4 separate regions of the Homo sapiens genome follow, and all the other regions are linked to region 1. The links are chromatin loops, found by intact Hi-C in ENCODE. Cell type or tissue: endothelial cell of umbilical vein. All regions are shown on one strand. Links, peaks and the distances in the headings refer to the core of each region. The heading gives the core; the rest is flanking DNA.

Region 1 (5,483 bases), core at 240-5,239:
TGATGGGGCTCACTTCATAGCTAAGTAGGTGCAACAGTGGACACATCACCAAGGGATCCACTGGCTACGCCCCTCTCATGTCACAAGTCTTTCTCAGACTGCTTTTCCCCCATCAGCCAGTCTTCGTCCTCCCATGCTCCTCACCCCCCAGCCAAGTCCATGTATATTCGTATCCTGTCCTTGGGGCACATTTCCCTCCATACCGAGCGAAAGTTCTGCACACTGGAAGGCTTTCCCCTCACCGCCCCTTCTCAAGGTCACTTTCAAGTTGGGTTCTAGCACAGTAGCCGTCCATTTTTAGCTAAACCATCCTTGAGCCAGGTCCAGCTCCTGACCTGGAAGAATATTGGAGTGTCCTTTTAAAAGCATATCTTAGAGGGGCTGGTTAGCTCAGTTGGTTAGAGAATTGTGCTAACAAAAGCGTATCTTTTTTTTTTTTTTTTGGAGACAGGGTCTCCCTCTGTCGTCCAGGCCTGAGTGCAGTGAGGCCATAGCTCACTGCAATTGCAAACTCCTGGGTTCAGGTGATCTTCTCGCCTCAGCCTCCTGAGAAGCTCGTACTACAGACACATGCCACTGCACCTGGTGAATTTTTATTTTTTTTTTAAAGTAGAGGCCAGGTACGGTGGCTCACTCCTGTAATCCCAGCACTTTGGGAGGCTGAGGCAGGTGGATTGCCTGAGGTCAGGAGTTCGAGACCAGGCTGGCCAACATGGTGAAACCCCATCTCTACTAAAAATACAAAAATAAGCCAGGCATGGTGACGGGCACCTGTTACCCCAGCTACTCGGGAGGCTGAGGCAGGAGAATTGCTTGAACCTGGGAGGTGGAGGTTGCAGTGAGCTGAGGTCATGCCACTGCACTCCAGACTGGGTGACAAGAGCAAAACTCCATCTCAAAAAAAAAAAAAATAGATAAATAAAATAGAGACAAGGTCTTGCTGTATTGCCCAGGCTGGTAAAAGCACATCTGAGCCCCCAGCTTGAGAGGACACCTCTGGGGTTGGCTTACTGTCCTTTAGGGAACAGTACATACCTTGGAACCAACCATCATCACATGTGCTCTGCCCCTGAGGGGTAGCACATGGACATCTGGGAACCAACGCCTAGAAGTAGGAGTGGCCCTTCTCACTATCACCTTCAGGGACCCACTTGGGAAATGCAGGCTTCCTATACTTGTAACTTTATGTCTGCTGGGTTGTTGAGGGTTTGCAGGGAGGACACTTTCAATAGGGAATACAATACAGTTTCCATAGTACCTAAAGCTGTAGGTGCCAACTGGTGGGGTCATTTGGTCTCCTCCTGGCAGTGGACAGCAGGCAATGAGGAAGTCAGTGCGCTGATAGGTGACAGGTTGTCATGAAGAGACAGGCTTACTGCTACATGATGGGGGCAGAGAGGTGCATGTTTAGAACCCACTAGGGCACCTCGGCTGGGCGCCATGGCTCACGCCTGTAATCCCAGAACTTTGGGAGGCTGAGGTGGGTGGATCACCTGAGGTCAGGAGTTTGAAACTAGCCTGCCCAACATGGTGAAACTCTGTCTTTACTAAAAATACAAAAATTAGCCGTGTATGGTGGTGGGTGCCTGTAGTCCCAGCTGCTCAGGAGGCTGAGGCAGAAGAATCTCTTGAACTCGGGAGGTGGAGGTTGCAGTGAGCCAAGATCGCGCCATTGCACTCCAGTCTGGGTGACAAGAGTGAAACTGCATCTCAGAAAACAAAACAAAAATACAACCCACATGCCACCTCTTAGACTGTTCTGCACTTATAACAGTGAATAGACAATTACAGCAACTACAGTGTGACCAGGGGGTGACAACTAGGGGTGCAGGCTCCTCAGAGATGACCCATCAGACAAATACTGGCCTAGAATGAGGGAAATTTAGAATGGAGAGTAGAGGAGAAAGGTGAAAATCAGTTACAGTCTGAGGACCAACCAGTAGAAACTTGTTCCACTCATCTTTCTCTTCAAAGCTTTTTCTTCTAGAAATTGTGACTAGCCCCTGTCGCAGAGGATTACCTTGACAGGCACAAATGGATCTGGCTGGTACAATGGGTGGGCAGTACTCTACCCATGTCCCCTGTGACCTTGAACCATTTTTGGGCACACTAGTTCCTGAGGGTTTTCTCTCCCAACAGTCAGGAGCCACATCTCTTTGTTGGAGGGCTGCCCTCCAGCGGCCAGAGCTGGAAATGCCTGAGAACGTATATTCCCTTGGGGCCGCCCTTGGCCAATAGTTGATGGCTACTGGGGTATAAATTCTCTGCTCTTTTGCTGCTAATTAGGACAGTTCTCAAGTGTGACCTATGTTGTCTCCAGAGCTCTCTCTGGGATTGAGTTGAAGGTACTCTATATGCGACTTTGACATTGTTACCCTTACTTGGCCTCCTCGCCTTCCTATCCCTAATTCTCCATTCCTTTACCATTTTTTCCTAATAAATTACTTTTACATGAATTATTACCATTATTATTATTATTTTGAGATGGAGTCCGGCTGTGTTGCCCAGGCTGGAGTGCAGTGGTGTGATCTCAGCTCACTGCAATCTCTGCCTTCCAGGTTCAAGTGATTCTCCAATCTCCACCTTCCAGCTTCAAGTGATTCTCCTGCCTCAGTATCCCGAGTAGCTGGGATTACACCAGGCCTGGCTAATTTTTGTATTTTTAATAGAGATGGGGTTTCACCATATTGGCCAGGCTCGTCTCAAACTCCTGACTTCAAGTGATCTGCCTGCCTTGGCCTCCCGAAGTGCTGGGATTATAGGTGTGAGCCACCGCGCCCAGCCCACTTTTACATGAATTCTTGTCTGGACACTTTCAATAGGGAATACAATATGGTTTCCACCATACCTAAAGCTGTCGATGCCAACTGGCCAGGTCATTTGGTCTCCTCCTGGCAGTGGACAGCAGGCAATGAGGGAGCCAGTATGCTGACAGGTGACAGGTTGTCATGAGAAGGCAGGCTTACTGCTACACAACGGGGGTAGATAACTTAAGCTAAGACATTTTCTTAGGTGTTTGAAGTGAGAGAACCAGATGTGTTAATTTTGTAATCAGAGTTTAAGTGTCTAAGGGAATTTAATTTTCTAAGTCATGTTAAACATTTAAAGATGATTTGGTCAGGTAAGAGTTCATCGAAATATTAATAAAGGGACAAAAAGAAGTGGCTGTTCTTTTTCATAAAAAATTAGTTAGGTTTATAAATAAAATAGCCAGATTTAAAAATAGAGCTTCAAGTTTTAAAATAAATTAGGTTTCTAATTCATAGCTAATACAGTTGACTTGAAGAAAATAAATATCTTTAGAAATTGCTTTTCAGGTTGGAGAGTCCTTTTTAAACAGCAGAAGCTCATTATATTTCAAAAAAATAAATATTGAATGAATAAATTCCAGGCTTAACTTTATGCTTATAAGTTTCTGTAGTTATATTCTTCATTGTAAGTGTGAATTATCAAAAATATCCAGCAAGGTATATAAAGTACTCAAGTCAATATCAAAATGTCAAGCCTGAACTAAAAATTAGAAGCACTCAAACCAAAATTGACAAATGGGATCTAATTAAACTAAAGAGCTTCTGCACAGCCAAAGAAACTATCATTAGAGTGAATAGGCAACCTACAGAATGGGAGAAAATGTTTGCAATCTACCCATCTGACAAAGGTCTAATATCCAGAATTTACTAGGAGCTTAAACATATTTACAAGAAAAAACGAACAACCCCATCAAAAAGTGGGCAAAGAATATGAACAGACACTTCTCAAAAGAAGACATTTCTGCAGTCAACAAACATATGAAAAAAAGCTCAACATCACTGATCATCAGAGAAATGCAAATCAAAACCACAATGAGATACCATCTCATGCCAGTCAGAATGGCGATTATTAAAAAGTCAGGAAACAACAGATGCTGGAGAGGATGTGGAGAAATAGGAACTCTTTTACACTGTTGGTGGGAATGTAAATTAGTTCAACCATTGTGGAAGACAGTATGGTGGTTCCTCAAGGATGTAGAACCAGAAATACCATTTGACCCAGCAATCCCATTACTGGGTATATACCCAAAGGAATATAAATCATTCTACTATAAAGACACATGCACACATATGTTTCTTGCAGCACTATTTACAATAGCAAAGACATGGAACCATATGGCACATATACACCATGGAATACTATGCAGCCATGAAAAGGAATGAGATCATGTCCTTTGCAGGTACATGGATGAAGCTGGAAGCCATCAACCTCAGCAAACTAACACAGGAACAGAAAACCAAACACCTCATGTTCTCACTCATAAGTGGGAGTTGAACATTGAGAACATATGGGCACAGAGAGGGGAACAACTTACACTAGGGCCTGTTGGGGGTGGGGGGTGATGGGAAGGAACTTAGAGGACAGGTCAATAGGTGCAGCAAACCACCATGGCACACGTATGCCTATGTAACAAACCTGCACCTTCTGCACATGTATCCCATTTTTTTTTAGAAGACATAAAGAAAAAAAAATTAGAAGCACTCATAAATTATCCCAGGTACTCATTTACCAAACTAGGCAACTAATTACAGTTATGCTCATCAATGCATATAAAATAAGTAGTTCAACATTAAAATGAATCTATAAAAAGGTGCATCAATAATCATAAATGCAAGATATCATTACATCGCATTCTGGTAATCATCTGAGATAACTACAATTTTAAAATCTGGAATTTCACCTTGAAAGGTGAGATAAATACAGTTGAATATATTTTCAGGTGTGTCTGTTCCTAAGTGCAATTTTCAGTTTTACTGAAGAAAATGAAGGCAGAATTCAGAAAATGAAATACAGCAGTATTCATTTTATTACGAAAACAGGTAGTGAAAATTTTATTGGCATTTTCCTAACTGTATAAAACTTAGTAAAACACTTCATGCTTTAAGAAACATTTCTGTTCTTGATAAAAATTTAGGGCTTGAATGCTTATCTTTGGTAAATTACTTTTACCTTCTGATTATGATAACAGATCTCTCACAGCTTAAAGCAGAATTCCTCTCTATTTACTTAGGTCTTTGATTTTACAACAAAGTGAGGGCTGAATATAAATATTCTTACACGTCCCCCTTTCTCTGGGGAAGCAAAGGAGAATGAATTATAGGGGAGAAATGTGGAAGTATAAATATAACTCTGTCTAAATTATTTGGCAGTTATGTTAGTCTGTATTTTAAAAACCTAAAAAAAGTAAACATTCAAGTTTGTTCCTCAGTACATGAATTTTGAAGCAAATTTATAGTTTTTTTTTCCACAGAGAACCACGCATGTCGTATCTGTTAAATTTTGTTATGTAGTTATTCAGAAATATTGGAAAAATAGACCAGGTAAGCAAGTATAGGCAATCCTAAATTCTAATTTATGTAATCACAATGTAATTATAAATATTGTTAGATTAGAAATATTTCAGAAACAGATTTTTCTCTTTCAGTTCAAAAATATTTCTATGAGCATATATT
Region 2 (5,483 bases), core at 370-5,369, 200 kb before region 1:
TCCTTTCCAACATCCACTCAATCAAAACCTGCACATTTGTTTCTTAAAAAAATGTTTTAATATAGAAAATTTTCAATATGTTCAAAATGAGAAAAGAATAGTAAAATCAACCCCCATAAACCCATTAGCCAGCTTTAAGGAATAGCTATGGCTCTAAGAGTCTATGAGTTTCTCATCTGACCCTCTTCCTGTGTGTGTAAGCTGACTTTATCCATGTGTATCCTATCTCCTTTGAACAAACCAAGCTGGGTTACACTCCAAATGTAAGGTTCTGTAGCTAATTTTATCAATGACTGGACAGTGTTCTTTTCTTACCATCCAGAGAATGTTTGCATCAAGACTCAGTTATTTAATCACGCACTTCACTACAGAAGAGAAAGGGGATCTTGGATGTCTAAACTAAACCCAAACTCAAATCTACCAGAAGTAGCTGGTAGTACATTCGTCTGTTCACTGGTCTAAGTTCACACATGACTGGGCTTTTATAATTATTTCTAACTCAACTTCCCAATCTAAATCACAGAACTTTTTCTGCTAATGTACTCGGATCTACCCCTTAGTCTTCCATTGAAAAATAACTTGCCGGAGCTACCTAATTTCTGCCTATCAAATTCTCTATCTGATGTGCTGCCTTTTGTAAGTATTATACCATCACCCCAATCCTGGAGCCAGCTACTGAGAGCAGCTTCTGAAAACCTCTCCTGTTTCAACACAGCATTTCTCTCAGAACTGCAAATAAAGTTCACAACATTTCTCCCCAGTCAGTGTCTGCAGCCCAACACTCCAATGTTAGACCCAGCAGCCCTGCCGGGTGTTGAAGTATCTCACAGACCCATCTCTGTTGGGCCACACTGCAATACCTGTTAGGCTGAGGACACTAAATCAAGATATGGTTTCAAAGAGGACTTGTGCTTTTTTGTTGCTACTTCTGCCCTGAAGACCAAGTGTAAGGAGATATTCTCTTATAGCCTGATTTATGTTCATTTACAGAGCTGTCTTTGTGGGGGAATACAGTAACATCCAGACTGCTGAGCAACTGTGTGTTAAACATTCAAAATGGAATCAATTGTATAGTCAAGAATTAACAGGAACTTACAAGTCTGCATTATTTGACCCTTCTCCTGAACTTTATTTTGGCATTGTGCTATAAGCTGGTGTCATGGAAAACTATCAAACTACCCAAGGACTTGACATCCTATTTCCTTGTGAGTGTACTGCTGATGATGCTGTCCACGGCACTACCATGCTTTTTAGGATGAGCCACTGGAGAAAGTATCCTCAGCTCTGACCATCAAGAAAAATCATTCTTCTGAGTTACTAGCCGATCGTACCCCACGGCGCTGGCTGTCTTTAATGGCAAGCTCTCTGTACTGACTACAACGATTTCGAGGCAAATCATGACCTACCTCTAACAAGAGTAACGGACTGCATTGCACACACTTTGAGAATTATATTAAGCTCTATTTTGTGTCTCATATCCTTATTTTGCTATTCTCCGATTTATTTAATTTATCTTATTTTATTTCACGTATTGTGTGAGCAGCCCCAAGTCCTTTTCGGAGCAATGGGAAGTGTAACTAAGATGTAAGTATACTGATAAGGTGTCATAATAAGCTCTGAGGACACAAAACTGGATAGAGCCATCTCTGCTACAATAGAGGGACGTTCACACGGACATCTAAAGCATAAAGCAGTGTCACATAAACAGTCCAATGTGCCATTATTTCAAGGGGGAGATGCTACCATTCCAAGGTGACTGAGAAAACTTTTGAGCTGGGTTTTGAGAGATAAATAGGTATTTCACAGGTAGAAAAAAGAAGGACTGTCTCTAAGAAGAGAAGACAGAAGAACTAGGAAAGCAGAGTGAGGCAAATTTACACAATGGTGAGTTCCAGCTGAGAAGACACACGCAGCGGGGTCAAGAGTCGTGCAGCCGAGACGGCAGCCCTGCAGCAGACGGCCTTCACCATTATCATCCACAGATCCTCGCTGGGTAAGAGGCTAGGCCCGAAACCACAGAGCATAAAACTATAATGAGGCGTGAGCTTCGCTCTCAAGGGCTGTACCACCCATGGTGCAGTGACAGGAAGCACAGGAAGTTATAACCACATGTACACTTGTAATGAGAGTTTTACAAATAGGGCTTAGGATAGAAGAGTTAAGGTCAGCTCTTTCTAGAAGGGAGGATTTGAGCTGGCCTTAAAAGCAGGACTAAGACAAGCAGAAGGTAAGGATGACTGTGTTATAAGTAGAGACATTAGCCAGAGTTTTGGGGTAGGGGAATGATATTATAATAGTTTCACTGGAAGACAGGGTTCATGAAAATGTGGGCTAATTAGAGGATTTTGATTTAGTGTAATATTATGATTTATATTATCACAAGGAAGGGCTTTATTCTGCTTTGTTTAAAACAAAGGATGAAAAGAACACAGAGTAAAATTATAAATGTATTAAGTGGTATTTCTGAAAGACGAAACTGCTAATTATCATGAGGGATGAATGGGAATGGGAGAGATGTGGGGCCATTTGGGAGGTGCAGTGATAAACGAAGCCCAGATTAAGATGGTAGCCTTGGGACTGGAGAGAAAATGCATAGAAAACAGTAAGAGCCAAGGGAGGAGGAATTCCCATGCTCCACTGACTCATCCCAGAAGACAGAGGAGGAGACAGCTTGCTACCGAGACAGGCAGGCTGCTTACTGCTTTGAGGAGGATTCTGAGGCTACGTCCAGACCCTGCAGGAAATTATACCCTATTAGATTACTAATGCTTATGATGAACAAGGCATGAGGGCAGGGTGACTCATGCTACACAGCTGCCACCTCTGTGCTAAGGAATGGAGAAGAGGTGAGTTTCAAATGAACCTGCAATGTAGGCACTAAACTAGGCAGATGAGGTCACGGAGATGTGACAAGGACAAAGGCAAGGCATTCTAATTCAGAGTTCTTGACATCACGTCTACTACAGGAATGCCCTAAATGCTTGCTAAAGAAATGAAACAACGATTTCAGTTTGATCTGCAAAATTTGTTTGCCCTTTGATTTGAAACACTGACCACATCATGCAGCTAAAAATACTCCTCAATTTGGGATAATGTTTCAATAAGCCCATCATAAACTGAATGTGTGGGTTTTTTTTTTTGTTTTTTTTTTGAGACGGAGTCTCTCTCTGTCACCCAGGCTGGAGTGCAGCAGTGCAATCTTGGCTCACTGCAACCTCCGACTTCCAGGTTCAAGTGATTCTCCTGCCTCAGCCTCTGGAGTAGCTGGGATTACAGGTGCCTGCTAACACGCCCGGCTAATTTTTGTATTTTTAGTAGAGACGGGGTTTCGCCATGTTGGCCAGGCTGGTCTTGAACTCTTGGTCTCAGGTGATCTGCCTGCCTTGGCCTCCCAAAGTTCTGGGATTACAGGTGTGAGCCACTGCGCCCGGACCTGAATGTGTGACAGTATTTTCAATGTACGATGAGTTTATTGAAAGTATCATAAATGCCTATTGTTTTCATGCCATTTTAAAGTCAAAAAAATCATTAAGGTGAGCCATTCTAAGCAGGAGACTGTTTGCAGTTGCTTTGGTCAAATAAGAAAAATTAAGAGCCTAGCACAGGGCCAGGCACACACAGTGGGCATTCAATTCTTTTTAAAATGACCACGTGAAGGAATGGTCTCTGCTTTGAAGATGCTCCCCTTCAAGCCTCACTAAGTGAATGGAGGCCATCACCTTCTATATTTTAATATAGACTATTTTTTGATACATTCCCAACCTGTTCCTGGGCCAGCAATCATGCATGGGGTTACTTGCCTATTAAACAAGCCATTTCTCCTATCCCTTGCTCAGCTCGAAACCAGTTTGAAATCTCATCCTTGAATATTTGTGTGCAAGGTTCCCAAAGTCCTCCTGGTGCCCCAGTGCAATAGGCTAATTGATCGCCTCACATATCAGTTGAGCACAAATGCCCTTGATCACGAGGCTCTCTGAAGGCTGGAGAGAACGCTTCCAAACAGAGTGGAATCCTGACGGACAGTCCCCTCCCCACTCCGAGGTTCGGAGGGCTCTCTCTTCAGTTTCACGTCACTGAGGGCTGCCAGCTTTTAGGTGGCGAGAGGGAGATGCCATGAGGGAAATTCCCCTTCAGCCAGTTTTCCAGAAATAGCCTTTAATGTTTAAATTGGTTTTAACTAGGGAAAAGATATGCCTTAAGAAAAATTCATAAGTAGGTTCTAAAACTTCGAACACAAAAAATATTTGACTTACATGATAAACTGGAAACCTCTACGAATTTCAGTCTAGGCCAGGTATTAGCAGTAAAGCTGGTTTTCTAACCAAATTAGTGGTATAAAAGGATTAGCCAGATAAAAAACTTTTTTTTGGCCTCTCAAAGGAGTTTATTTCATCAAGAACAGCTTCAGTGTAACATATATAGTGTTCTAGTCCAGAGAAAGACACGGGACTGATATTACACATTTTTGCACTTAAAAAAAATCACTTAGGTAGTGCCTTCTATGGCATTTAATATGCTAATTATAAATGATTCTCGTACACTATGATTCAACTTAATTAGGCAAAAATTTTTAAACTTTAAAAATTGTGTTCTCAAGGTAATTAAATCCCACTTAAAATCATGTACAATGATTCTAACTTTTACTAACCTTTTTTTCTCCTGATTTTTCATAATCAGTGGGTTTTTGAAAATAATTATGGTTGGGTTACAATGTGTCTTTTACATTTACCACATAAATGATAAAAACTAAAACCTATTTAAAAGTATTTGTTTTTTAGCAGCTGTGTTTCTTTCTTACAATAAGTAATCAAGCACCTACTGTGTGCCAGGCTATGGCCCGGGCACCCACGCTCCCCCTGAGCTTCAATTCTGTGGGCTTTCCCAGAGATGGCGAATGGAGGTGGCAAGTGTGAGCCCAGAGCAGGGAAGGGCACGAGGAACCCATGCACCAGACAGACAGCATTCCAACAGAAGGAGCCAAACGGCAAGTTTACAAATAAGAATAAAACTGCATTTTAGGAAACACTCCTTTTGCAGAAAATTGGAAAAGTATTTGCTTTCCCGAACATTTTACTTCATAAGCACAACAATTAAAAAACTCAGAGTTTCATGAGTTCAATGTAGAAACAGTGCTTATGTAAATAATAACTAGAATCAGTAACTTACTAAAAAAAACTAATATTTGACTTTTGTGAGTGAAGGCAGATGCAACGTGGGTTTACTGAGCTATAACTCTTCTTCACGGGAGAAAATCTTGTTTTGGTTCTTAAATTCAGGTTAATCAGTGGCTTAGATTTAAGTAACACAAGCATTGTTTAAAAGCTTGATTTCTCGTAAAATGTAACTGCTGTTAAAGGCAGTTTATTTGTGCTGTCATTGCTGACGGATGAAGCTTCCTCAAATAGAGAAATGATTTACATAGAAGGTATACTTTTGCTTTAACTGATCGAGTTAGGTAAATGTCAGATTCAAGACTCATTGAC
Region 3 (5,483 bases), core at 346-5,345, 390 kb before region 1:
TTTAATGAATAATGACCCTGAAAAAGTCTATGTTCAGAACAGACAAAACTATCTATTTTTTCCCCCTAATATTTTCAGTCAGCGGTTGGTTGAATCCATGAATGTGGAACCTGCAGATGCGGAGGGCCAACTATCTTTTTTTTTTTTTTTGAGATGGAGTCTCATTCTGTCACCTAGGCTGGAGTGCAATGGCACAATGTGGGCTCATCGCAACCTCCGCCTTCCAGGTTCAAGCGAGTCTCCTGCCTCAGCCTCCAGAGCAGCTGGGATTACAGGCACCCACCACCATGCCTGAAAAATGTTTTCTATTTTTAGTAGAGACAGGGTTTCACCATTGGCAGGCTGGTCTCGAACTCCTGACCTCAAGTTATCCACCTGCTTTGACCTCCCGAAGTGCTGGGATTACAGACGTGAGCCACCGCATCTGACCCTAACTATCGTTTTAAAGGCACACTTGTCCCCCTCCCTGTTTCCTCCTAAAACAGCGAGCCGGCATCCCTGCCTCCTCCTAGGCGTTCTTATTTGGTGTAGGATGGTGATAAAGCCACCCCATTCCTTTCCTTACACAGAATCCCTCCCCTTTTGGGGTCGGCATTTTCTTGGACAATCAAATGTTCTTGGAGCTGCTGACTGCCTCAGGGATCTTTTTTTACAAGAAATAGTGGTGATCATGATTGGGCTACAACAGCTGCTGGGGTGGTCCTGATCCCTGGGGCCAGGACTGGGAGGACTGAGAAATGTGGCCAAGGCATCAAGGCTCAGGGGTCGCACCCTCAGCCATTCTTGAGACCCTCTCACCAGCAGCACAAGGCGATGCTGCCTCTCAGGCCCAGGGCGGCTGCCCAGGAATCAGCTTTCTGTGGCCGCTTTTCTTCCTTTTCCAGGAGGCCTTTGTTGTTAACCCTTTGGTGCATCAGGAAGTTGATCATTCCATTCCGTAGAGACGGAAGCAAACAAGGAAAGGAAAAAAATAACTCTGATGCTGAAACAATGTTGATGAAAGCTTAATTGAGAAGTTTCTTGGAGAGACTCCACCGAACAGAATCGGTTGAGCAGAAAATTGAAACAGACACAAACACTGTCTGTTTTGGATCGGACTGGTTTTTATTCTGGAGATAAAGTGCAGCAAGGATTGTGAATAAATATGAGGGCTGGGGGACACAGCGCTGTCAAGTTAACCGTTCTGTGCAAACGCAAAGCTGGCGGACAGGGGCCTCCTTGTTTGAGGACAACGGCCCCGACTGAGGCTCTGGGCTGACAGGAAACGCACCTATAGTCCCAGCTACTTGGGAGGCTGAAGCAGGAAAATTGCTTAAACCTGGGAAGTGGAGGTTGCAGTGAACCGAGATCGCACCACTGCACTCCAGCCTGGGCAACAGACTGAGATTCTGGCTCAAAAAAAAAAAAAAGTACATTCAGGCTGGGCACAGCGGCTAACGCCTGTAATGCCAGCACTTTGGGAGGCCAAGGCAGCAGGATAACTTGAGCCAAAGGAGTTGGAGACCAGCCTGGGCAATATAGTGAGACCCTGCCTCTACAAAAAAGGAAAAAAAATAACTGGATATGGTGGCATGTGTCTGTAGTCCCAGCTACTCAAGAGGCTAAGGTAGGAGGATTGCTTGAGCCCAGGAGTTTAGAGCTACAGTGAGCTATGATTGTGCTACTGTACTCCAACCTGGACAACACAGTAAGACCCTAAAAAGAAAAGGAGGGGGACATTTATGTAAGAATGCTTTCCCCCCAACATGAATATTTTGTAAAGTTAGCTTGTTTGATTGAAATACAAAATCAAATGGTAAAAAGCCAGTCAAATTTAGCAGTGGGGGGTTGTATACCAACTTTAGTGACACTAATGTTAATAAGTTCTGATAACCCACTACCATCGGACCAGCCAGAAAAACTGCTTTCACTTTCATTTTATAAATCTCTGAAGTGGCTACTCTAAATAAGTTAGGATGAGTTATTTTAAGAATTCTCCAAAAAGTCTGATATTATATGACCCCTACAAAATAATACTGCAAAAAGCCATACATTATCTGATTATCTTCCTTTAATTTTAAATAGCTTAATGCAAACTGATATTCAAAATAAATGTAGTTGCATGATGGGAAATAGACGTAAATTACCAAATGGAAGCCTCTTGTCCTTTGCAAATACCTGAAGACATTCATGAATCAAAGAAAAGTAAATGAACATATTTGTGTCAAATGCCCAGCAATAGAAACGTTGAACATTTAATGTCAACAAAATGAGCTTTGGTGTTTTTTTTTTTGTCGTCTCCCTGCCTGTGATCTGCAAAATGCCTTCCTGAATCAAGGCAGCAGCAGATGGCAGCAGTGCCCAGAGCATGCACTTTCCATCCACTTTCCCACGGAGCCTGGACCAGAGAACTCCTCACCCACGAACACACTGTTTTCACATCACCCACAAACACGCTGTATTCACATCACCCACGAACACGCTGTGTTCACACTGGTTGTTTCCTGGGACTTTTCCTGATAATCCTTAATAGTTCCTATAAATCACATGGGTACGCCAGGTTTAATATGCTCAGATCTCTCACCTTTCAGACAGGTTGCTGCTGGCATTGAGAAGTTGCCATAATCCTGAAAACAGCCTTTTACCAATGGTTTTATCAATGAAAGCCAAATCCCTCTCAATGATTAGATATAAGCACTCTCACTGAGTTTAGTAAGAAATCCCACATTAACCAGAAAAAAAAGGAATGAAAAGGATTAGAAAGTGATCAATAAACCTTAACTATTATTATCTTTGCCTATCAAATCTCAATTTTCCTGTTTTAAGTCATTCATATTTTAACATACCAAATGTTAAAGTATTAGGTTGGTGCAAAAGTAATTGTGGTTTTTGCCATTAGTTTTAATAATAATTGGAAGGTTTCAACTGACAGAAGAAAATGTATGTTCAAGATTATGATTAACTTGAATGCTTAGGAAATGTCACTTTCTTTCTTTCTTTTCTTTCTTTTTTTTTTTTTTGAGATGGAGTCTTGCCCTGTTGCCCAGGCTGGAGTGCAGTGGCCTGATCTCGGCTCACTGCAACCTCCTCCTAGGTTCAAGCCATTCTCCTGCCTCAGTCTCTCAAATAGCTGGGACTACAGGCACATGTCACCATGCCCGTCTAATTTTTGTATTTTTAGTAGAGACGGGGTTTCACTGTGTTTTCCAGGCTGATCTCGAACTCCTGACCTCAAATGATCCACTCTCCTCGGCCTCTCAAAGTGCTGGGATTACAGGCATGAGCCACCGCGCCTGGCTGGAAATGTTACTTTCTAAGGCATAACATTCCCCACCTTCATATGTATTGAGCTCAGCTAATCCCAGGAATTTTTTTAAAGTAATTGGAATGAGAATTATAATTGTTCTGGGACCTGGGCTTAGAGATGTGAAGGGCTGAGGCTTCCGGAGAGAGAGTGAAGAATACAGAAAAGACACAGTCCCTACCCTCAACTTGGTGATTGCTCCAGCAGTGATTAGGACAACTTTCCAAAGTAGACTAGCTGAGATTTCCTGGAGGGCTGGCCAGCTGCTCTGCCTCCCGGGTTCACGCCATTCTCCTGCCTCAGCCTCTGGAGTAGCTGGGACTACAGGCATCTGCCACCACGCCTGGCTAATTTTTTGTTTTTAGTAGAGACGGGTTTTCACCGTGTTAGCCAGGATGGTCTCAATCTCCTGACCTCATGATCTGCCCACCTCGGCCTCCCAAAGTGCTGGGATTACAGGCGTGAGCCACTGCGCCCAGCCACATCTCTTGTTAAAACATAAATAATCAACTTCTGTTTAACATGGTAGGCTGCCCACCAGCAATTGCCTCAATTCCTTTTGGAACCATTAAAATTAGACTGAAATAATAAAAAAGGAGCAGAGAAGAGAAAGAAGACACACTTGCATTCCTTCCTCTGCCCTGGAATGAGGTTTGGGGGTGTGGGGCTGGAGAGCCATCCTGAGACCACGAGAACAAAAGCCCTCACTTAGGAAGGCCTAAGAGAAAGAAAAAAAAGTCTTGGTGCATTGATGACAGGTGGGGCACTGCTCCAGTTCTGGACACGGCCCACCTCCATACTTTCTGCAACAAGAGGACACTAAATCTGCATGAGTTTAAGCCACTGTTACTGGGTTTCCTATGACACACAGCTCAACAGATTCCGAGCCATTAGAGAGAGTATAGAAAGTGTGAGATATGGACGGCTGGATCACTGGTGGGGTATGAGGAATTTTAGCTAGCACTGGATGTAAAGTTAGTAAAGTTCTTCAAGGAAGAACAATCTTAGTTTGACGATAATATGTCTTTAACACCTCCCATTTGTTAAGCTGCTTTTTTTTTTTTTTTTTTTTTTGAGACGGAGTCTTGCTCTTGCTCTGTCTCCCAGGCTGGAGTACAGTGGCATGATCTTGGCTCACTGCAACCTCCGCCTCCCAGGTTCAAGCAATTCTCATGCCTCAGGCTCCCAAGTAGCTGGGATTACAGGTGGGCACCACCACGCCCAGCTAATTTTTGTAATTTTTAGTAGAGACAGGGTTTCACCATATTGTCCAGGCTGGTCTCAAACTCCTGACCTCAGGTGATCTGCCCACCTCAGCCTCCCAAAGTGCTGGGATTACAGGCATGAGCCACCGTGCCTGGCCAAAAAAGTTGATTGTGGTTTCATGTGCATATACATTTGCCAAAAGTCATTGAACTGAATAATTAAAACGGGTACATTTTATTGTATACAAATTAAACTTCAATATGGATAAGAAGAAATAAATCTCTACTCAGGGGTGAAGAAAAAAAGAAATGAAAAAGAAGTAACTAATTAAAACAAGTTTATTTAAAGGAAATATTGTGTGAATAACTATTAAAGTCATCCTTGGATTTCACTAAGCATCTCAAATGGCCGAGGTGGAGAACTGAGTTCAGTGAGGGGTTGAACAGACACTGAGCTCAAGGTCCTAGAGGCGCATCCAGGAGAGGCCTTGGGGCTGGAGCTGGGTGCTGCTGAGAACCTGAGGGCAGACAGAAAGGAAGTGAATGCAAAGACCCCACAGTCTTGCTTTGGTCTACCTGGAAAAATCATCATTTTTTTAAGGAATTTGGGCCATTTGGCCATAGGGGTCATAGGTAAATACTTTCCATAAGTTAACTTGTACTTTTCTTCAAAACATGCTGGAAAACATTTCATGGCTTCCTGCTGCCTTCAAAGGATGTTAAAGTTCCTTGTTTCTCCGGCTCCTGTCTTCCACAGGCTCAGCTGTGCAGCCTGCCTCCACCCAGGCCTCTGTCATGACCCTCTGCCCTCCAGCCGGACCCCAGAACTGTCTGTAGTTCCCCAGTGAGTTACTCTCTTTGGCCCAGAGGCCTCTGTCCATGCTGCTGTCTCTCCCATCCATACCGATTATAACTAGAGCCCCTGTTGGCAAGGAAGGGGAGGGAAATGATTATTTTAGGGGAACCTGTCTGTGGACACAACAGGTCCACAAAAT
Region 4 (5,483 bases), core at 186-5,185, 370 kb before region 1:
TGCAGAGTTCCCTGAAATGCAAGGGATGATAGCATTCATTTCAACAAGATATCTTTCTCTCTCTCTCTCTCTCTATGGTTGTTTTTACGTTTTTCATGTTCTGTAAGGATGCTACTTTTTTCCTTATATTATATACACAATATATAATATATATCATATCATATACACAATATATAATATACCATATCATATATACTATATAATATATATCATATCATATACACAATATATAATATATATCATATCATATACACTATATGTAATATATCATATCATATACACTATATAATATCTATCATATACATTATATATAATATCTATCATATACATTATATATAATATCTATCATATACATTATATATAATCTATCATATACATTATATAATCTATCATACATTATACATATCTATCATATACATTATACATAATATCTATCGTATACATTATACATAATATCTATCATATACATTATACATAATATCTATCATATACATTATACATATCTATCATATACATTATACATAATATCTATTATATACATTATACATAATATCTATATTATACTATATACATAATATATGTTATATACATATGTTATATACATAGTATATGTTATGTTATATACATAATATATGTTATATTATATACATAATATATACATAATATATGTTATATTATATACATAATATATACATAATATATGTTATATTATATACATAATATATACATAATATATGTTATATTATATACATAATATATACATAATATATGTTATATTATATACATAATATATACATAATATATGTTATATTATATACATAATATATACATAATATATGTTATATTATATACATAATATATACATAATATATGTTATATTATATACATAATATATACATAATATATGTTATATTATATACATAATATATACATAATATATGTTATATTATATACATAATATATACATAATATATGTTATATTATATACATAATATATACATAATATATGTTATATACATAATATATACATAATATATGTTATATTATATACATAATATATACATAATATATGTTATATTATATACATAATATATACATAATATATGTTATATACATAATATATACATAATATATGTTATATTATATACATAATATATACATAATATATGTTATATTTACATAATATATACATAATATATGTTATATTATATACATAATATATACATAATATATGTTATATTATATACATAATATATACATAATATATGTTATATTATATACATAATATATACATAATATATGTTATATTATATACATAATATATACATAATATATGTTATATTATATACATAATATATACATAATATATGTTATATTATATACATAATATATACATAATATATGTTATATTATATACATAATATATACATAATATATGTTATATTATATACATAATATATACATAATATATGTTATATTATATACATAATATATACATAATATATGATATATTATATACATAATATATACATAATATATGATATATTATATATTTTTGAGATGGAGTCTTATTCTGTCGCCCAGGTTGGAGTGCAGTGGCACAATCTTGGCTCACTGCAACCTGCGCCTCCCAGGTTCAAGCAATTCTCCTGCCTCAGCCTCCCAAGTAGCTGGGATTGCAGGTGACTGTCACCACTCCCGGGTAATTTTTGTATTTTTAGTAGAGACGGGGTTTCGCTATGTTGGCCGGGCTGGTCTAGAACTCCTGACCTCATGATCCGCCCACCTTGGCCTTCCAAAGTGCTGGGATTACAGGCTTGAGCCACCGCACCCGGCCGAATTTTTGTATTTTTAGTAGATACCAGGGTTTTACCACGTTGGCCAGGCTGGTCTCAAACTTCTGACCTCAAGTGATCCGCCCACCTCAGCATCCCAAAGTGCTGGGATTACAGGTATGAGCCACCGCACTCAGTGATATATATTTTTTCATAAAAAATTATTTCACTCTAAAACCTGATCTTACTCATTGTCACTCTTGGGTTTGAGTCATAGGTTGAAATTATATATACAAAAGCTAAGTTCTGGTCCATTTCCTTCACGGTGGACCTCATTTCTAATTATTTGTCACCTGAAGTGGATATTGAAGTGCCTATCACATTTAGCACATTGAACAAGATTCTGGGCCGGGCGCGGTGGCTCACGCCTGTAATCCCAGCACTTTGGGAGGCCGAGGCGGGTGGATCATGAGGTCAGGAGATCGAGACCATCCTGGCTAACAAGGTGAAACCCCGTCTCTACTAAAAATACAAAAAATTAGCCGGGTGCGGTGGTGGGCGCCTGTAGTCCCAGCTACTCGGGAGGCTGAGGCAGGAGAATGGCGTGAACCCGGGAAGCGGAGCTTGCAGTGAGCCGAGATTGCGCCACTGCAGTCCGCAGTCCGGCCTGGGCGACAGAGCGAGACTCCGTCTCAAAAAAAAAAAAAAAAAAAAGAGATTCTGGTATTCTAACTTTGTAGACTACCAGCCATTCTAGAATTTGGGGGCTTTGTATGTCAAGGCTTTTACATTCAGGACTCAGGTATTAATAGTTTAAGAAGGCTGACAGACACAAAGTGCCCGTTTTCAGCAAGCTCTCAGCAGCTTGTGAATGCTCCTCAGGCCCTTATTAACAAATGATGCCCTTTTCTTCTGTCGAGATTTAGTAATGATAGGGCCCTTTTGCCAATTTTTTCAAGGGCATTTTTTTGGAGCAAATTTACAATAGAGGGTGCATATTTTTCAATAGTGCAGCCAAGTTTATTTGCTAATGAAGAAAGCCAGTGTGTTGGACTTTTTTGATTGAATCTGAGTGTCAACTCTAAGCAACTGCTGGCTGACAACTGCAGACGGAAAGGCTGGATGAATGCCAGCGAGGAAGCCTTGCCAGGGAGGTGAAACCGATGAACACCTCCATTCTTAGCTGGTTATAAATTGGATATTGATCCGAATCTGTGAACCTATATATTCTTAAATTTTTTTTTCTTATAGCTTTCAGATTGTAAAACCTATATATTTTATATGTGAAACAAACGAACAAACTTATGCAAAAAATGTACATTATCTGCTCACTCACACCTACACAATTATTGAATTTATAGCAACAAACTGTTTATAACTTTTTTATTTTTCATTTTTGAGACAGGGGTTTCGCCATGCTGCCCAAGCTGGTCTCAAACTCCTGAACTCAAGCGATCCCCTCCCACTCCCACCTCGCCCTCCCAAAGTACTGGGATTACAGGCGTGAGCCACCAGGAGGTGGAGGTTTCAGTGAGCCGAAACCGCGCCATTGCACTCCAGCCTGGCGACAAAGCAAGACTCTGTCTCGGGGTGGTGGGGGGGAAAGTATACATACATATATGTATGTGTGTGTATATGTGTATGTATGCGTGTATATATATATATATATTTTCACATATATAGAAAAGTAACCTTGATTATAAGGTTTATTAAAAACCGAATACAATATTTAATACATTCAAAGGTAATTAAAACAAAATTATTCCTTTCGTGTAAATTTTCTTCTCAGGCATTTTGAAGGTTAATACTTCAACGCTGCTGGGAAGTTAATCTTACTAAAAGAAGCTTATAACCAATAGGCTTCCTTGAAAGTTTTTCAAATCAACTAAAAGCTACTCTTTCGTTCAAACCGTCAACTAAAGGTTACTTTTATATGCGTTTTTATTGATTTATGTAAACGTTGTCTACTACTGTTATTAGTGCAAAACAGCAAGCTAGTCAAGCGCGGTTGTGGGGGGAGACAATGTTAAATCAACTTAACAATAACCCACAACACTCGGACCAACTGTGTTATCCTGTGAGTCTCTTGTTATTTATAGTGCCTACTTAGGGTCTTTTCTAGGTAAGGAGACTTTTCAGAGCCTATGCCATGATCGTAAAAATAAAATGTGTAAAACTTTTTGATTAAACACAATGAAAACAAAACCAAATGCTCTCTCTTAAGAGAGTTTGTAAGAATTATGTTAATCAACCAAGGTTTTTCTGCATTTCACTTTTACAAATGCATTGTGGGTAGCGCCTAGCTAAATATGAAAGTAAACCCGGCGCGTGGTTCGCAGCCACGCGGGCTCCGGGCAATTGCGCTTTAGTCTGGGTGGACAGCTTCGCCGGAGCTGAGAGCCCGCGACCTGCCGGACCAGGGCTGGGCCGCGGGTCAATGATCCAGGAAATCCCGTCACTCGCGTGCCTGTGGCTGAAGCGCGGCAGCTTGTCTTGTCCGTTTCGTGTCAGTTTCAGGGCTGAGTGGCAGCGTCTGGACTTTGCGGACGCCGAGGGCTCAGATGCTGGGCTCTGGGGAGGGAGAGGGCGCCGGCCGGCCTGTCCCTCTCCGGGGATTTGCAGGTACCACCTGTCGGCTTTGTTTCATCATCAGGAGCCCCTTTGCCCAGAAATCCCGATCGTCTACACCCAGGTCTCTACTGATCAGAGATTGAGAGTGAGTCAACAGGAGTCCAACACGTGACCCCCATAAGTCTACCCTCTTTTCCCCCAATACTTGTAGATACCACCCAGTAACACCCGTGTGTGCTAAAAATCCTATTCTGGGAGTTCTTCGGCAGTTTAAATCGCCCATGAATTACTCATATTTTCTCAATCCACCGTGAGCCTGGCACATTTCTTTTCAGTAATTGATTGGGAAAGTGCAAGCCATTGGTGACCTTTAGAAGTTTTAAATGTTTATAACGAAAGGGCTAAGGACAGAGGAGATTACCCACACTTAAGTATTTTGCACCTTAAAAATGCTAGCAAAAATATGAATTTATATTCCTTCAGGGAGAAGATTTCGTCTGAGGACGTAGGCCGAACCTTGTGTTTTATATGTCATATGAATTACGCTCTGAAACTAAAATATGAAATAGATTCCATAATTAAGCCCTTTGGAATATCAGCCTCATCTGAATTATTTCTAAGGATATTTTTGCCTTTTTTGGTTTATTAAAAACTTCCTTTTGGGGAAACTTGTATAGATTTTCTGCACTTAGGCAAAATAAAGCATTTTATTCAAAATATTTCTTAGGGTTTTCCTAGAACTTACTCTTCTTTCTTCCTGTAAAGACAAACCTAGGAAATTGTTCAGAAAAAGGCCCAAGGTGATTTCCTCATAACCTATAGTGATTAGTGAGAAAAAGTTTGGATATTGGGGATTTCGGGGTTGATTTGATAATTTCAGGAAAATGAAGAAAACCTCAAATTTAAGATATTAAAATGTTTAAAAATTGTCCTAGAGAAAACGATGGTACTAAAAGCTTAAAAATTTCTAAAGATTAAGAGAGCTGACAGTGATTTAAAAAATACATTTAATCTAGGAAAAGCAGTAGATTAAGAAAGATATTAGGAATGTTGTCAAATGCTGTCTTTTAAAGGTGGATAATTGCTTTAGTGACACTTATACTTTTGGGATTTTTGTCTTATGATTAAGGTGGCAAT

What was found. A loop is a pair of places that touch in the nucleus more often than their neighbours do. Peaks named below come from ENCODE experiments on the same cell type or tissue, not always from the same donor. Only the 100,000 strongest peaks of a DNase experiment are listed, where the experiment ranks them.
Region 2: a loop joins it to region 1, with 2.7 times the contacts of the local background. A loop is called at or near these places in 21 of 110 quality-filtered maps.
Region 3: it touches region 1 in a loop (25-fold over the local background); 95 of 110 quality-filtered maps call a loop at or near these places.
Region 4: it touches region 1 in a loop (4-fold over the local background); 7 of 110 quality-filtered maps call a loop at or near these places.

What each region holds. Positions count from the first base shown.
Region 1 is chr7:148,572,477-148,577,959 of GRCh38, reverse strand. No RefSeq gene overlaps it. Among named protein-coding and RNA genes, the nearest start is that of C7orf33, 16 kb to the left of the region's middle. RefSeq lists enhancers at 2,029-2,323, 5,150-5,483. In endothelial cell of umbilical vein, for the core only: a CTCF peak has its summit at 2,167 (motif pointing left); a DNase peak (open chromatin) is centred at 2,179.
Region 2 is chr7:148,770,083-148,775,565 of GRCh38, reverse strand. All of the region lies in intron 9 of CUL1 (cullin 1), which reads right to left. Among named protein-coding and RNA genes, the nearest start is that of CUL1, 74 kb to the right of the region's middle. RefSeq lists enhancers at 1,845-1,894, 2,215-3,414. In endothelial cell of umbilical vein, for the core only: no CTCF peak of the experiment used is centred there; a DNase peak (open chromatin) is centred at 2,755; H3K27ac peaks cover 1,165 bases.
Region 3 is chr7:148,959,725-148,965,207 of GRCh38, reverse strand. It overlaps RNY4. Among named protein-coding and RNA genes, the nearest start is that of GHET1, 25 kb to the left of the region's middle. RefSeq lists enhancers at 212-711, 712-1,213. In endothelial cell of umbilical vein, for the core only: a CTCF peak has its summit at 2,327 (motif pointing right); a DNase peak (open chromatin) is centred at 2,217; H3K4me3 peaks cover 1,001 bases; H3K27ac peaks cover 1,430 bases.
Region 4 is chr7:148,939,847-148,945,329 of GRCh38, reverse strand. It overlaps RNY5. Among named protein-coding and RNA genes, the nearest start is that of GHET1, 45 kb to the left of the region's middle. In endothelial cell of umbilical vein, for the core only: a CTCF peak has its summit at 3,284 (motif pointing right); DNase peaks (open chromatin) are centred at 3,329 and 3,939; H3K4me3 peaks cover 1,455 bases; H3K27ac peaks cover 1,105 bases.